Regions from separate parts of the Homo sapiens genome. Here region 1 is linked to region 2. Evidence: read pairs that join two places in POLR2A ChIA-PET (ENCODE). Cell type or tissue: HCT116. All regions are shown on one strand. Each heading gives the region's core, and the rest is flanking DNA. Links, peaks and the distances in the headings are about the cores only. Region 1 has its middle 8.4 kb from the start of NACA2. Region 2 has its middle 43 kb from the start of TBX4.

What was found. ChIA-PET counts read pairs that join two places held together with the same protein. Peaks named below come from ENCODE experiments on the same cell type or tissue, not always from the same donor. Only the 100,000 strongest peaks of a DNase experiment are listed, where the experiment ranks them.
Region 1: POLR2A ChIA-PET joins it to region 2 with 9 read pairs; 2 of 35 experiments call an interaction of 5 or more read pairs at or near these places.

Annotation. Positions count from the first base shown.
Region 1 is chr17:61,578,696-61,587,035 of GRCh38, forward strand. No RefSeq gene overlaps it. Among named protein-coding and RNA genes, the nearest start is that of NACA2, 8.4 kb to the right of the region's middle. In HCT116, for the core only: a CTCF peak has its summit at 4,759; a DNase peak (open chromatin) is centred at 4,766; H3K27ac peaks cover 2,440 bases.
Region 2 is chr17:61,491,079-61,499,418 of GRCh38, forward strand. No RefSeq gene overlaps it. Among named protein-coding and RNA genes, the nearest start is that of TBX4, 43 kb to the left of the region's middle. In HCT116, for the core only: a CTCF peak has its summit at 1,908; DNase peaks (open chromatin) are centred at 4,343 and 4,623; H3K4me3 peaks cover 2,569 bases; H3K27ac peaks cover 6,552 bases.

The DNA.
Region 1 (8,340 bases), core at 48-8,047, 87 kb after region 2:
CAATCGTCCTGGAAAACGCACAATTTCTATCAAGAGCCTTTAAAATGTTCTTATAAAATAATCTAATAATTCTATCTCTGGTAGCCAATTATATAAATGTAAACCAAGATGCAGAGACACAAGTTTGCAGAGAAGTGTTCATTGCAGTAGTACTCATGATAAAGTGATAAACATCAACAAGGGAATAGCTAACAATACCATAGTATATTCATTTGATAATTACCACTGTAGGCTAATAAAAGGAAATTAAGAAGAATTTAACACCAAACATTTTTTATGTGACAATGTGAAGTTTAAAAAGCAGAATATAGGATTGTATATATGGTATGTTTTTTAAAAACGTAAAAACCCATGCACAGAAAAATATGTTGGTTGTCTTTGGGGCATAAAAATATGGGTGGTTTTTCTTATATTATGCATGTTTTTAATGAAAAAATATGTATTGCTTTTATAGTAGAAAAATCTCTAATAAATATTATTAAAAATAATAAATACTGTTAAAACAAACATAATATGAGCTAATTGATCAAAAACAAATCCAGAAAATATAATTAGAATCTACCATTGGAATAAAGTATGTAAGGGCTTTGGCTTCCGATGCCCTAACATTACATCACGTTATCCAATGCCATAATTTCTGATGTTGTTGCCAAGTGCTTTTTTTTTTTTTACAGAATCACACATAATTAGTAGCTAACTATATATATCGTTCTTTGAGAGTCTAAAGAATATCATTCACTCTAGAGCTTGTAAATATTTCATTCAATTGATTTGCTTGATCAGACCACACCAATTAAAAGCAAACTGCATATGTCTCCCAAACTCAGTTCAGGGGAAGGGGCTCCTCTAGTTGCCTCCTGTGAGGTTTCCTAATTTAAGTCAGTCCCTGTTTTACTACACATGGTGAAGTCGTGTTATCTCTTTGGACTATACCATCATCTAAACTCACACAAAAGCACGAGGGGCTGTAATCCCTCATTCCACAAAACCCCAAGTTAACCAAAGTTGTCACACATAGATCTGGAAAGATGGCAAACTCTTTAAAGATAATAGCAACTGTCTAAAAGGATAACAAAACATTGTTTTGAGCAAAACGAAACAAAACAAAAACAAAAAGCCAGGTCCTAGTGAACTATTAAGAGGAAATTTTCATTTAAAGATGAGACTTTGTGAAGGGAGATTTCAAAATTCCTGAGTCCCACCTCTAGAGAAATTTCCCCCTGTTGCTTATACTTTGAAATAAAAAGGCCACTAGAAGAACCCTGTCTTCTTCTGTCAGCGTGATTCACGTTCCAGCATTTGCAATGAAGATGAGCCTTTCCTGACTAGATCTCAGGAAGACAACCATGAAGGCAAACTGACAACCTGTGCTTCTGCTGTCAGAGATCTGCACATCAATCAATAAGACTCCATATGGCATCTGTTTTCAGTGATCATGTCACTTACCATCAACATCACATTAAATCCTTGCGGTAAAAATGGGTTCTTTCCCCCATATTCACAAGCGAGTGATCTCTGATTTCATCCCCAGGCCTCTCGCTTGGGGAAGAGAGCACAGTGCAACAGTGTCTCCTGCCGCCTGTTAGCGTGGTGACACGCGTGCATGGGAGGGGCTCTCCCTCCTGAAAAGGAATGAAGACTTAATCCTCCACCAGACTTGACTTCATTCCAGTGTGTACTTTCTCTACATTCAAATAAAATGGGCTTTGAATTTCACATTGCTCATTTCTAAGTGTAAGAATATCATTATCTCTGGTTTTAGAGCTCTTCTATTATTTAGCAACTTCTCATATCCTTTTGATGTTTCACATGTTCACTCCCATACTGGCCCACTCATCACTCCTGCCCTCCCCTCAAAAAAAGCAATACAAGATAGCTAGTTAAACCTGGAGTACACTTATATCAACAGAAGAGTCCAAATTTAAATGCCAGAGAGAAAATGACTGGTGTCAGGATATAACCTCATGGTTTTACAGGTTTTGGCATAGTGTTCAGGGGGAAGTCATGCTGGAGGGGTGCCACTGAACCCCTCCAGTACAAGTTGGTCTTTTAGTATTATTTCAGATCCTCGATGGAAGAAAAATGCATGTCTGGGAGCAATCACACTCAAGCATACATCTTCCTGTCATGCAATTTTGTGAATCCAAAGTGATAAAAAGAAGTTGTGACTTTTGACATTACTGAATAAATCCCGAGGTACTGTTTGAATCAATCAGGTTACTTCTTCCTCTGAAATAAATTCAGTATGTTTACACTCTTACCATATGTCAAAAGAATGCATTTGGAAATCTCATGAATTAGCTCACTTATTTAAAAAAAAAAAAAAAAAGCAGGGTAGGGAGAACTCATGTAGAAAACTGCATCATGTTTGCCCACCCCCTCCACATTTCTGGTCATTCTCTAAGATTTGCCCCTGGGGAATGCCTGGCTTTTATTGTCTCTTGTTTGGGGAATATTTGACAAGCAAGATTGCACCCATCTTAGATGCTAACGAAATGGCCTTTGAGTGCAGGGATAGTTAATGTTACGTATGTGTTCAGAGTTACCTAAGGAAGAGCAACTCCCTCCCCTAGTCTCAAACCAGCTACAGTGCTGAGGTCGTATGGATGCAAGATGAAATCATAGTCTGTTAACGCCTCCCATTACTTAAGAAGCAAAATAGCCCATTGCTCTAAGATTGATCTGGCTTTCTACCTCTCTACTCTGATCTGTAGCAATTATTGTTTATTTTGGCCTGTAATCACATCCAATCTTGAATTCTTCCCTAATTGTTCCAGAAGTACCTCTCTTGCCTCTGGAACAGGACTAACTTATTTAAGGATATCTTAAACTTGCCACAGTCCCTCCAGCCCAGTGTACCCTCATTAAAATGACTTGAAATTTCTCTCTTTGTCTTAGAAATCTCAGTGACAACACACACATTTTAAAAAGTGTTGTAAGAATCAATTCATTAATATTTGTGCAGCACTTCAGAAATTTAAAGCCCCAAGCATTGTAGTTGGATAGCAACTTAGTAAGATAATTAGCCAACCACTTCTAACTTGAAACTGTGTAAGTATGGACATGTTTTACCTCTGAGTATTTTATTCTTTCTTCCTTTTATTGGCTTAAGCATAATACTACACATTCTGATGACTCAATTTGAGTGAAAGAAAAAGAGGCGTTTTTAGTTTGAATAAGAATTACCTTACCATTTAGCAGCATTATTTTCTTTCGGTATACAGAATGTTTTTCATTTTCATCCACAATTTTTAATGCCCTGAGCAGAAAGACTATTAAAGGTAAACACCTGAACTTATCCTCTAGTTTAGGAAGGCATTTGATCACGAGTTTTGTTTTGCATTTGAACCAGGACACTCTTTAACCTGACAACCCCTCCTAGAGTGGAAAGAGACTACTATTGATTTTTCTTATACACAGTTAAACTTTCCATTATGTGTCCTATTAATAATTATATTTGCTTTTGTGGTGTGTACTGGCTCCTGACCTCTGAGCTCAGACCATTATAATCTTCTCTAAATACATAACCTTTGAGATCCATTCCCCAAAGACCTGCTGGGAGAGATTTCCTGCCATTTTTCTAACATTCCAGGACCCAAGCATACAGTGAAAATATAAATTTGTTTTAAAGCAAAAATTAGAATAAAATAATAATTAGAAGCCAGCTAAAATTCATAAAATGTTTAAATGCATTTACTAATCATTTTTTTTCTGGCAAGATGTGGTGTTAAAGCCATAAATAACTCTTAGCCTAAACTGTTTTGAAGACAAGAAAGCAACAAATAAGTGAAATAATAACTTCAAATCAATAATAGAAAACAATAGAAAAAATCATTTGAAATAAAGGATTATTTTTTAAATAAAAAGTTATTAAATTTCATTTACTTTGCTGAGTACTATCATTAATATTACTCTTAGGGGAGAGTTCATTTCATTTTTGCATCCTCAATGCTTAACAAAATGCCTACAACAATGAAGGCACTCAATAAATATTTAACAAATGAGTGAGAGAATAAATGAATGAATGGCTAAATGGCCAACATTTGCTTACCACTGATGTTCAGTTTACAGATGTATTTGAAACAAATATCTGGAAGGCAAACAAATAATCAGAAACCAAACATCTTTAACCTGGATTCCTTGAAACTAACCTTAGAATTCATTTGAGAATAAGGATTTGAGAGCAGGCTCAGTTGAAGAAGTTATTGTGCAAGAGAGAAAAAGGCAGAATCTCAGGTATTTGGATGTCTCTAAGTAGATCCTTAGAGAGGTTAAAGTTGGTGGACTTTATTGCCAATAATACTTAACTTTTTGTTCTGAATAATTTCTAATATTATTTCACAAACTTCATTCAGGTCTATATTTATGCAAATAATATTTACAGGTAAAGGATCATATTATTTTTCTGAAGTGTATTTAATTTTTAAAATAATAGCCACAGGGGAAGCTGATCTTGCTGAGAGAGAACACATTTGGACTTCTTATTGGGATCAGGGTCAAGAATATGCCCAGAAGTGTGTTCATTGAGGGCAATACAGAAAATATTGGCATATGTTATCCATTTGGGAACAACTATACGTATCTGCATTGACATCGAGCAATTTGTTAGACCCAGAGGCAAGATTCTAAATGATGTACTACAAACAAGGCAAAAATAAGAAAACGGTTTAAAAAGCACATCATTAGATTCAGAATACATATACTACACCCAGCTAGTTCAAACAGAAAACACACCACCTTGTGGAATGAAAGATAAATGCTTTACTATGTTCTGCCACTTATGAATGATGTCATCACTGTGATTACATGAAGAAGAAACTTCTTAGCTCCAGATGGTCACCATTCCCTGTCTCTGGTAGCCCTGGTATTCATAAGTAAGTATAATTTTTGTTGAATTCAATTGTATAAAAACACACTGCCTTTTTTCACTGATATGAGTGGATGAGCACACTGTTTTATTACTCTCTCAGCCTTCATTAATGGTTTTTCTATAGAATTTATTGTTTTAGTATAGTAATCACTAGCTTTGCCTAGATAATAAGAATAGGCTTTTAAACTTTTTTTAGAGAGAGACAGGCTCTTGCTCTGTTGCCCAGGCTGGAGTGCAGTGACATGTTCACAGCTCATTGCAACCTTGAACTCCTGGGCTCAAGCGATCCTCCTGCCTAAGCCTCCCAAACAGCTGGGAGTACAGGCACGTGCTACCAGTCCCCATCTCCAACAATGGGGAATACATTTCAACATGAGATTTGGAAGGGACAAACATCCAAACCATATCACCCAGATAATTTTTTTATTTTTATTTTTTGTAACAATGGGGTCTCGCTGTGTTGCCCAGGCTGCTCTTGAACTCCTGGCCTCAAGTGATCCTCATGCCTCGGCCTCCCAAAGTGCTGGGATTATAGGCTTGAGCCACTGTGCATGGCCCAGAATAGACTTTTAGAAACCTCTTTTCTATTAGTTTCCAAGAGGGGTCAGAGATTTTTTTTTTTATGTTTATTAAACTTTATGGCATTCAAACAAAGACACTGTTTTTACTTCCTACATGTGTGATGTTAGGTACCAACTAATTAATGTGGAAAGAAAAGAGTCGTAATTCCTGTCTGTTAATGTTCATATACTAAATACATAACTCAAGCCTAACTATTCCCAAGATACTATAGAGTTTAGAAACCATGTGGTTCAACACCTTCATTTTTAAAATTAGGAAATTGAGGCCTAGAAAGGTTAAGCAAATCATCTAAAATTACACTATCAGTAAATGGTTAAGCCCAGATCCCAGGCCTTCTACATAGCCTAGTGCATTTTCTACCGTATGACACAATATTGCTTAGAAGTTGAGTGAATTTTACATGAACTTGCCAAACAGTAAAATTCATTATGTTTAGCAACTATGCTACTTACTCAAAAGCTACCAATCCCTCATTATTTTTATATTTCACATCTTAAAAATGATGCTGAAGTTTCACTCTGATGAAAATAAAGCTATTTTATCCACTTCCTAAATGTGATATTTAAAAAACATGCATTTTACTTTGAGATTTGCTTTGTTGTATACATATTTTTAAAACTAAGATAATGGAAACACTTCTGATTTTTCCATTAGCTATAAAAGCAATGTATTTGCTTCAAGATGAGAAAACAATGTATGTATTTAATCTGTTGCACATAAGAATTCTGCCAGACACTTGACTGGTCCACATTACATGAGTTTGATGACAGCTATCTTGCAATTTCTAATTGAGGGAGCTTTAAGTAATGTGCTAAAGCCATGTTCAGCGTGTGTAGCAATGAAGAAGCCCAGATACTAGAGAGAAATTGTTCACTGGAGCTGTTAATAGAACCCAAATTCCAGTTTGTAAGGCTGCCAGCTGCAACCCACTTGTGATAAACCATATGAAAAGGAACAGATGAACAGATGAATCTGATACAAATGATTTATATGAGAACGCAGAAATCTGCTATTGAAAGTTCACACTAGCTGATTTAAAACAAAAACAACAAATACATCTGTCTATCCTTTTTGCACTATTACATTAAAATAAGAACAGGCAACCTAAGCAAAAACTTGTCAGTATCCTAAAAATATGTAACGTTGAGCACATTTATTAATAACTTCCTTCTTTTGAAAGTTTTTTAAATGGAATTAGAATACCATTTGTATCGTTTCCTTTATTTAAAAATGGGTGCAAAATTCAGAAAAAGCATTTATTGTAATAATTCATAGATGGCAAACAAAATGTTCTATATTCCTAGATGAGTCTTATAAGAAAATATTAGGCCAGGTGTGGCGGCTCACGCCTTTAATCCCAGCACTTTGGGAGGCCGAGGCAGGCAGATCACCTGAGGTCTGGAGTTCAAGACCAGCCTGACCAATATGGAGAAACCCCATCTCTACTAATAATACAAAATTAGCTGGGCATTGTGGTGCATGCCTGTAATCCCAGCTACTTGGGAGGCTGAGGCAGGAGAATTGCTTGAACCCAGGAGGAAGAAGTTGCGGTGAGCCAAGATCACGCCATTGCACTCCAGCTTGGGCAACAAGAGTGAAACTCCATTTCAAAAAAAAAAAAAGAAAGAAAAAAGAAAATATTAATTCAAGCACACTAGGTTTCTCTTTTTTTTAAAGTACATATTTGTCAGCGAGGAAAAGAAATGATCATATCAAGTTACTAAAGTTGACTTGGACTAATCTATGTTTTCATTTAACTCATACTTTTTTTTTTTAAGCTGTGGACAATTTAAAGCAAGAATTTTCAATCTATGGATTTTGACCCATTTATTGGGTTCTGACTAGAATTTTAAAAATTGAAATAGATATAACGGCAAAGGTACATTTGACACAGTGAAGATAGCAACTTTGGGTCTTAAGATCAAATGTATTTCTTAATGTGAATCATGGTTAAAAGTTCAAAAAACGATGATTTAGAGTAAAACAAGTATAAAAATCATTGCTAGTTTTCTTCAACATTTTGTGCATGTTTCTCTTCTTGGGTTTCTTTCTTGATAATCCTTAGCCCTTTTATAACTAATTATCACATCCTGGAATTTATTTTCCACACTTAAAGCTTTACAGATGTAAGGAAGAAATGTGTAGACTAACAGACAACGAAGAAATATGTGGCCAAATCTCCCTAGAAATCAATTTATTTTTAGTAAATCGCTAGGAGTCAAGACATCTAAATATCTTTTCTATAATTGTCATAAGACCTTGTACAAGTCCTGTTCTGATTATTTCCCTGGTGTATTTGGTGAGAATAATTATTCCTGCTACTAAATCACTTTGCAGAAACCTTGGAAAATTAGTATTAGTAGACTAATCATATTGTAAGCTGCTCTGACCAAAATATCGGATAAATACATGGATAAAAAGAGGCCTGCTAACATACCAATTTGAGGCTCCTAATAATTCTCCTCTTTGCATGTTTTCTTTATTTTTATTTTTACTTTTTTTTTTTTTTTGAAACAAGGTCTTGCTCTGTCACTCAGGCTGGAGCGCAGTGGTACAATCAAAGCTCACTGCAGCCTTGACCTCCCAGCCTCAAGCAATCCTCCCATCTCAGCCTCCCAAGTAGCTGGTACTACAGGTGCATGCCACCACCCCCGTCCAATTTTTATATTTTTTGTAGAGATGGGGTTTTGCCATGTTGCCCAGGCTTGTCTCAAACTCCTGGGCTCAACTGATCCTCCCACCTAGGCCTCTCAAAGAGCTGGGATTAGAGGTATGAGCCACCACACCTGGACGTTTTCTTTCTAATTATTTCTTATATCCTTTGAAATATTTATCTTAGGTAAGTTTTTTTTCATGTGTTTACCCTCCTCATTACAATATAAGAGGAT
Region 2 (8,340 bases), core at 332-8,331:
CAAGTAGGGCTCTTTGGAATTGGGAGCTGATCGAAAACGGGGAGGCCAATGGCCAGAGGGTCTTTGGAGGCTTGGTTGGTGAGTTCTGTAGAGGATCCTCCAGCATCAGGTTTGACAAAGTCTGAGCCAGGTTTTATTTATTTATTTATTTATTTATTTATTTATTTATTTATTTATGTTTAAACAAGTTCTCGCTCAGCCACCCACACTGGAGTGCAGTGGCACCATCTTGGCCCACTGCAACCTCCACCTCCCAGGTTCAGATGATTCTCATTCTTGTGCCTTAGCCTCCTGAGTAGCTGGGGTTACAGGCATGCTCCACCACCCCCAGCTAGTTTTTGTATTTTTAGTAGAGACGGGGTTTCACCATGTTGGCCAGGCTGGTCTTGAACTCCTGACCTCAGGTGATACGCCCGCCTCGGCCTCCCAAAGTGCTAGTATTATAGGTGTGAGCCACTGCGCCCGTGGGCCAGTTATCCTTTACGCCTCCTGGCTACCTGCAGCCTTAAGAGTTGATGACTTGGCCGGGCGCAAGATGACTTCTACCAAGGCGGGCGGATCACCTGAGGTGAGTAGTTCAAGACCAGTCTGGCCAACATGGTGAAACCCCATCTCTGCTAAAATACAAAAATTATCTGGGCATGGTGGCGGGTGTCTGTAATCCCAGCTACTTGGGAGGCTGAGGCAGGAGAATCACTTGAATCCAGTAGACGGTGGTTGCAGTGAGCCACAATTAGGCCACTGCACTCCAGCCTGGGTGGCTGAATGAGACTCCATCTCATAAAAAAATAAAAGAGTTGATGACTTAAGACCTACCTTGCTGCTGCTTCTTTTCTAGCCTTCTACCAAGAATAGGTGCTGAATTTTCCACTCTGATCTCCCCTTTTCCCCTCAGGGGTAAATGCTATCTCACTGAAGTAGATGTCTCAGCATCCGTGAGTTAGTGGCACCAACTCTGCCTCTTAAGCCAGAAATCCTGGGTTCGATACTTGGCTCTGTCACTTTCTGGTTTGTGCCTGTAAGTATAGCCATTCCTTCTGTGCCTGTCAATGCAATGGAGATAATATTGGAAATAACATCTGCTTCTTGTGATCATGGAGATTAAAATAACATATGTGAGAGGGCTTGGCACATTCTCTGTCCCTGATGTTCCGATACTAAACAGGAACTCAACAAATGCTGGTTCCCACCCTCCTTCCTTCCCCTCTTATGGAAGGGCATTGCTTTAGATTTCAGATTCAGAAAAGGAGGGTTGAATCTGAACTGAGTTTTAGGTTTCCCATCTATAAAATGAGAAAAGAAAAAGACATTTACACTGAGTTTGTTAGTAATCAGCCATCAGCCATTGGACTTGGCACTCTACTATATTAGGATTATTATATCTAATCCTCCCCACAACTTGGTAGGAGAGGCATTATCACCACTGCCTCACAGAGGAGGAAACTGAGGCTCAAGGAGGTGAAGAAACTTGCTCGAGGTTATGGGCTAAGGGTCAGAACTGGCTTCAAACCCAAGTCTCTCCAACCCAAAGCTTTCGCTTTTTTCTCTAAGATGCCACTACTGCTGCCATTATCACCACTACCACTGCGTGTTCTGTGCTGGTCTTGCCTTCTTCCCTTGTCCTCTGAGGCCACTGGACCCAATCGATGTGTATTTTTAGTGACTTTGAGTTTATTAACAAAAAGGAAACAAACATGTTGTAAAATAAGTTTATGACTTGAAGCATGCAAAATGGCAGAGGGTTACCCTTTTAGAGGATGATAATTTATAGTCACCTCCACCAACTCCAACCACCCATCCCCACTGGACCATGAACTTGGGTTGTCTTTTGCCCTCCACTTCACAGAGAAGGGGCTGATCAAAGGAGGGGCTGTCATTGCACTAGCTCTCGCCCTCCCCCTGTGGGTGAGTCAGCTCTGCCCAAGCTGGTAGAGTCAGGAAATAGTTCAGGTACCTCGAAAACAACTGTTTAAAGTGTCTGGGGGAAAATAAAGTGTTTTGGGGATGTCCCCAAGCCCCACTTGGCTTGGATAGCAAAGCTAGGGTGTCCTTTCCTTGCCTTTCCAACTCTTGGTCAAAATATGCTTCCTTGGGATGACTTAGAAGAGACTTGTTTGGGAATCACTTTTCTTTAACTTCCAGAATTCCTAACTAGGGTGCCTGAAGCAAGAGCTGGGTCTGGGAAATGACGCAGCTCCATGAGGAATGATGGAAACTATGCGAGCTGCTTTTAATAGCATCAAATATGGCACAGCACAGTCCTCCTTCTCCCTAGCCCCCACGTGCTGGTAGCCTGGCCCACATGCTCTGTGGCCCAGACTGAAAAGCCAGTGGTTGTCTCTTCAGGGCGGCTGTGGACCTGAATGTATGCGGGACACAACGTAGGAGGTTCAGGCATTAATCTCCAGTCTGTCCCATGAAAGACCCAAATGTAATTTTCTGGCCCAAGAAAATGAACCTTTGGCTTCTTTTTCTATCAGTGTAGAGGAGAGCACGGAGCTTGGGACTCAGCATGAGAAGATGTGGTCCTAGTCGCATCTGTCACATGCTGGCCGTGTCTCCCCTCTCTCTGAGCCTCCTTTTCTTCCGCACAGCTCCTCACAACGCTTGCAGCGCTAAAGGATGATGATTCCCAAATCATGTTTGCAATCACGAATTTCTCAGCCATGGCAGGGCTCTGTCTCAATCTATAGCAGACCTCTCTGGAGCAAAGTTAGGGACGGAGGAGGTAGAACTTCTTTCTCTATTTATCTTACATTTTAAACTTATTCTAATACTTTTCAAATATCGAATGTCTATATTTGTATAGTAGTACATATGTATAATTTGTAAATCAATTTGTAAATAAGATATTGGTAGCTTGTGCTTTAAGGTTTCTTTGTTTGTTTGAGATGGAGTCTTGCTCTGTTGCCCAGGCTGGAGTGCAGTGGCACCATCTCGGCTCACTGCAACCTCTGCCTCCCAGGTTCCAGCGAGTCTCATGCCTTAGCCTCCTGGGTAGCTGGGACTACAGATGCACACCACCACGCCCAGCGAATTTTTAAATTTTTAGTAGAGATGGGGTTTCACCATGTTGGCCAGGCTGGTCTGGAACTCCTGGCCTCACATGATCCACCTGCCTCGGCCTCCCAAAGTCCTGGGATTACAGGTGTGAGCTACTTCGTCCAGCCTTAAGGCTTTTTGCTGAAGGGAGGTGAGATTTAAAAATGTATGGAGACCACAGGGGGATGGGGAAGTCAACATGAGGCTCTGCTCACAGGCTGGGACCTCTGCCATTCCTGTCATGCCCTGGGCTCTCCACCGTCCTCCCAGAGGTGGATCACCAGAGCTCTGGGTGGAGAGGCCAGGCCCAGGAGTGGAAAGAGAAGAGGCCTGGAGCTTCACTCCTCATTAGATGCCTGCCTAATCTCTGTGAGCCTGTCTCTCCACGTTAATTAGGGGCAATAAAATACTCCTTATCTTTCAAGGTTATAGAAAAGATTAAATGAGACGATAGAGATGAAACGTGTGCTCAGTTCAAGTTGTTCCCCTTCCCCCCACATAATTTGCCTGTCTGCACGGGACTCATTTTAGATGTCTAAAAGAGTGAGATTTTTCTTTTCTGGGAAATTCTGTTTATTGACTTTATTGCGTCTCCTGTCTCACAGTTAAGCCTCCTTTACCAGACGCCAAAGTCCAGATCTACGTGCGGTTAGGTGCACAAGGCCAGCGGCAGGAGAGTGACGCTGGGGAATTCCTGCCTGGTCCTCCCAGCCCTCTGAGCGCCCCCCACTGCCAGGGGTTTGGGGCTCATCCAGGACACAGGACAGCATTCAAGGACACTTAGAAAAGAATGTGCCTCCAGCAGGTCAGCCAGCCATCCTCACTAGTGCCCCCAGGAAGGGATGGCTTGAGCTTTGCTGCCTCCTTCCAAGTCTGTTGCCACACTCGGTGACACTGGGATACATCTATTGTCAAAAGAAAGTCCCAGCTTTGTTGCTGTGTTTTTGGAGGCCTTGGGCAAGTCCCTCTATCTTTTTTGGCTTCAACATCCTCTGTTATAAAAAGGGATGAGTAATATCTGTGTTGCCAACCTCCTGGCCTTGGTCCACAGGCCAAATGAGATGCTTCTGAATGAAAATACGTAGTAAGAAGTGAAAAGGATTGCGATGAGTAAGCTTCTTGTTGGTCCAATCAGTGCCAGTCCATGCTCATTTCTTCTCGAAAAGACCCACTGATTTTTATAGGGTAAGGAGGGGGAATGATTGGCAAGGCACTGACCAATCCCATTAGCTCTGAGAGGGGGATGATTTAGCATCACCTGCCTTATCAATCTCCCTGCCCCGCCTGCATCCTCGGCTTTTGGGGAGGTCAATTTCCGGCACACACAGAAAAGCCTGTGGCTGTGGCCGGGAACAATTGGCCACAGTGCTCCTCTCGTGTTGATCCTTTCATTTCCTCCTGCCGGGGACAGCGGTTCTAAGTTTCGCGCTACTCTTTTGGACTAATCGTTTACAACAGGCCTGAGCACTCAGCCCCTCTCTCACTTTTGCTGTCCAGCTACTGCTCTGTATGGCAAGGTCGCTAATTGGGACGTGATCCTGGCCAAATGGCAAGAGAGATTCAAGGAACCGGTTCCCTGGACCTCAAATATCCTGCCCCCAACTTTACAGCTCAGGCGGCCACGGAGGAAGCGTGAGTCATACTTGAGAGGTGAGGCCGCGGCTTAGGAAAGGCTTCGGCAATGACATTTTTCACGCTTTTAATAAACCCCTGTATTATTAGAACTTGCCAAAGCTGAATTTAATGAAAGTCTTAGGCCCTAAGGCCTGAATTTTTCTTTTGTATCGCAAAATGAAACCAACTGGTTCAATTCAAATTAACCCCAGAAAATGTGAGGGCTTTATATTTCTTTCTTTCCCCCCGCCTTTCTTCTCTCTCTCTTTCTCTGCTCTCTCATTTTGAAATTTTGCTGTGATTACAATCTCTTGGAAGAAAAGGAAATGTACAGGAGGAAGAAGAAATCAAACATGAGAAATATATTCAGATAGTTACAACTTTCTCTATGGGACTCCTTAAGCAGAGTTACCCATCACTGATACAAGTTCATATGAGAATTTTTTAAAGGAAGAGAATGAAAAGGCAAAAAATAAAGAGGTCCTCTCAAATTGTACCAGAGACACAATAGGATTTAACATTCAATTTTATGAAAGCTCCTTCAATTAGACCTGCTAAGCATCAGTCTTGTGCAATACTGGTGCCCCCCAAACAAACAAACAACCATTTCAGAAATAATAAAATGACACGTTCTTTATTTTTCAGATTTCTGAGGCTTAGCCCTTGGAAACTACCCTGGGGGGGCGATATTAGGGGTGGTAAAGTAATGTGCCACTGGGCACCTGGCCTTCAACTATTCAGAAGCTACGGTGGCAGGAAATAGCTCAGCGGCAGCTTCCGTGTTTGCAGGAGCTAATGAAAAGACATCTTTTTTCCCCCTCACAGCTACGTTCATAAACAAATGTTCACTATCCAACCTTCACTCCCATTTGGCACATAGTTCCCAATAGAGCAGGCCTTCAAATGCCTCCTTGTCCTTTATGGAGCAGAAAGGTACAAGGGCTCAGCCTTCAAGGCCTTCCCCGCGGGCCTTCCTGAAGGCAGGTCAGTCAGCCTCAGGGGGCACACGACCCCCACTGGAGCTACTGGACTAGAAAGTTACCCAAGATGTGGGGAGGGAAACGACTGTAGATACCCTGCCTTCAGCATCTAGAGGCAGGCAGTCGAAGGGGGCTGGGAAAAAACCCAGGCCCAGAGCTGCCTTTGTCTTGGCTGATTCCTCCTTTTGGGAATCAGGCTCAGCTCCGATTCCTGCAGGGAAGTCCCTGCTTGGCATCAAGGCTGGCCTCAGGCATAAGATCCTAATTATTTGAATGGTATTTGTTTTCATAGCTCTTTTTTTTTTAAAAAATGTGTCCAGGTCGATGGCATTTTAATGCCTTATTAAACAGGGGTTTTACAGCAGTCTGTCTGTTCAGTCTCTGGGCCCATGCCTGCACTTTGTGTGCAGGGATTTTATCTTTCCTGCTGGCCGAAAATATTTTCCGAATTCCCTATAAAAGTTTTCGAGATTTCCTAAGACAAATAGAGCTCCACCAGCTCTAAAATGACCTTGATGCCGTCGGAATTATATTCAGACACAGGCTTTCTCCCCTGTTTACACAAAGAACTGAACCTCACTTGTACTCATGAACTGCCGTTATGAGGACACCAAATTTGCTCCACAAATGTGCTGGTGCATAAAAACACAACTGTACCTGGGATGGCTCACCAGAGTCCCATACTTTACTGGTTTCTTCCATCCTCTCAGATGGCCGCCTTGGCTTTGAAGGCAGCATCAATAAAGCCTGTCCTGGATGCAGTTTCCATAAGAGTGGGCAGCAGCTCCCAGCTGAGGGAGCAGCCAGGCCTGTAGTGGGAACATGGCTGTCGTGAAGACCACAGAACCCACCCCTTTTGTTTACTTGCAAGTGTTTAAACCTTTGTGAAAATGAAGTCTTTTCAGAAAGAAGCTGGATTTAGAAAATATTACCATAAGCCACAAGTCAGGCTACTTAGTGTTATGGAAAAAACCTAGAACAGACATGGGTTCAAATCTCCTTTCTGACATGCTGTAGGGTGTGATCTTGGGCAAAATAAAAATAAAAAATAGTACCAGGTTCTTTATTTTAAAAAATGGGGAAAATTATATATGTATATGTCTCAGGGTAGTTGTGAGAATCGATATGAAGTAACGTGGCTGGGCGCGGTGGCTCATGCCTGTAATCCCGGCACTTTGAAAGGCCGAGGCAGGTGGATCACCTGAGATCAGGAGTTCGAGACCAGCCTGGCCAACGTGGTGAAACCCCATCTCTACTAAAAATACAAAAATTAGCTGGGCTTGGTGGTGGGCACCTGTAATCCCAGCTACTTGGGAGGCTGAGGCAGGAGAATCACTTGAACCTGGGAGACGGAAGCTGCAGTGAGCCGAGATTGTGCCGCTGCACTCCAGCCTGGGCAACAGAGTGAGACTCCGTCTCAAAAAAAAAAGAAAAAGAAAAAGAAAAAGAAAAAGAAATGAAGTAACGTATATAAAGCACAGAGGGCAATGACTGGCAAGAGTAATTGTAAATAGTAGCTACTATCTCCATTTCCTGAGGGTCCTTAGGACTCAGATGAGCAGAAGCACAGCCACTGTGTGTCCTGAGGCTTTGATAAAGATTCTGGAGGTGGGAGGGGAAAGGAGGTCTCAGAGACTGAGTGTCAACTCTGGGCCAGATACAGTGGTAGGCGGTGAAACTAGAATTTAAATTCCAATCTGACTCCAAGATCTGCAAGGGCTGGTTCCACTATGCAGATTGGGGAAAGTGTTGAAATTAAACATGGGGAATTATGTCAGCTGCCTGCAACACAGCCTAAGCCTGAACCAGGCCAGATGGGGCTCATTTTGTGTAGGTAGCATTAAAAAAAAAACCCTCCAATAGTAACTGTGTAGCCACCAGGAAGCTCCCTCTGAATTTCTATTTTGCTAGGTCATTTTTCAGCATTACCCTTTTGGTGGTATTTCACTAAAAATGCCACATTTAGTATTTAAGACAGACAGACAAATACCCTGGGAAGGAGTTTGTAGGGATGTCCAGCCCATTCAGAACATTCCTGCTTATTCCATGTCTGCTGGTGTTAAGCACGTCACAACCAAAGATGGAGGGTTGTCTGATGGCCGCAGTACAAAAGGACAATTAACCAGGGGTCATGTTTATGCTTCTATGGTTAGAACCAGTCATTTATTTAACTAAGACTTTCCACTTTCATGGAATCAATGAATACTCTGAATTTCAAGGACAATTGTATGTTTCATTCCTTGAAACTCTATTTGATTCTTTTTCAAGTCAGCTTAGTCTTAAAAATTATTGCTTTTTCTGATGTTCACAATCTCTTCTTTTTTGTATTTAATTATCTTAAACAATTTTAAAATAATCTCTAGATGATAATTCTGTTATCTGAGGTTCTTGTGGGGAGGGGTGACTAATCTAACTGCCATTTATTGGGTCTACTGATATTTCACAACAGATATTTATCTTTTATTGTTTTATAATTTTATGAGAATTCATCCTAAGCTAGGCTTTATCTCCTGTCAGATTCCTTCAGAAAAGTTTTGCTTGCTTTTGAAGACTAACCTTTTATGTTGATTTTTAGTTCGGAGATTTTTAGACTATGCAGGAAGTATAAATTCAGACGCCAAAGCCAACAGAGGACAAAATTTCTTTGTCTTATGCTGAGCGAGAGGGTTTTTTTTATTTTGATTTTTTATTTTTATTTGAGACA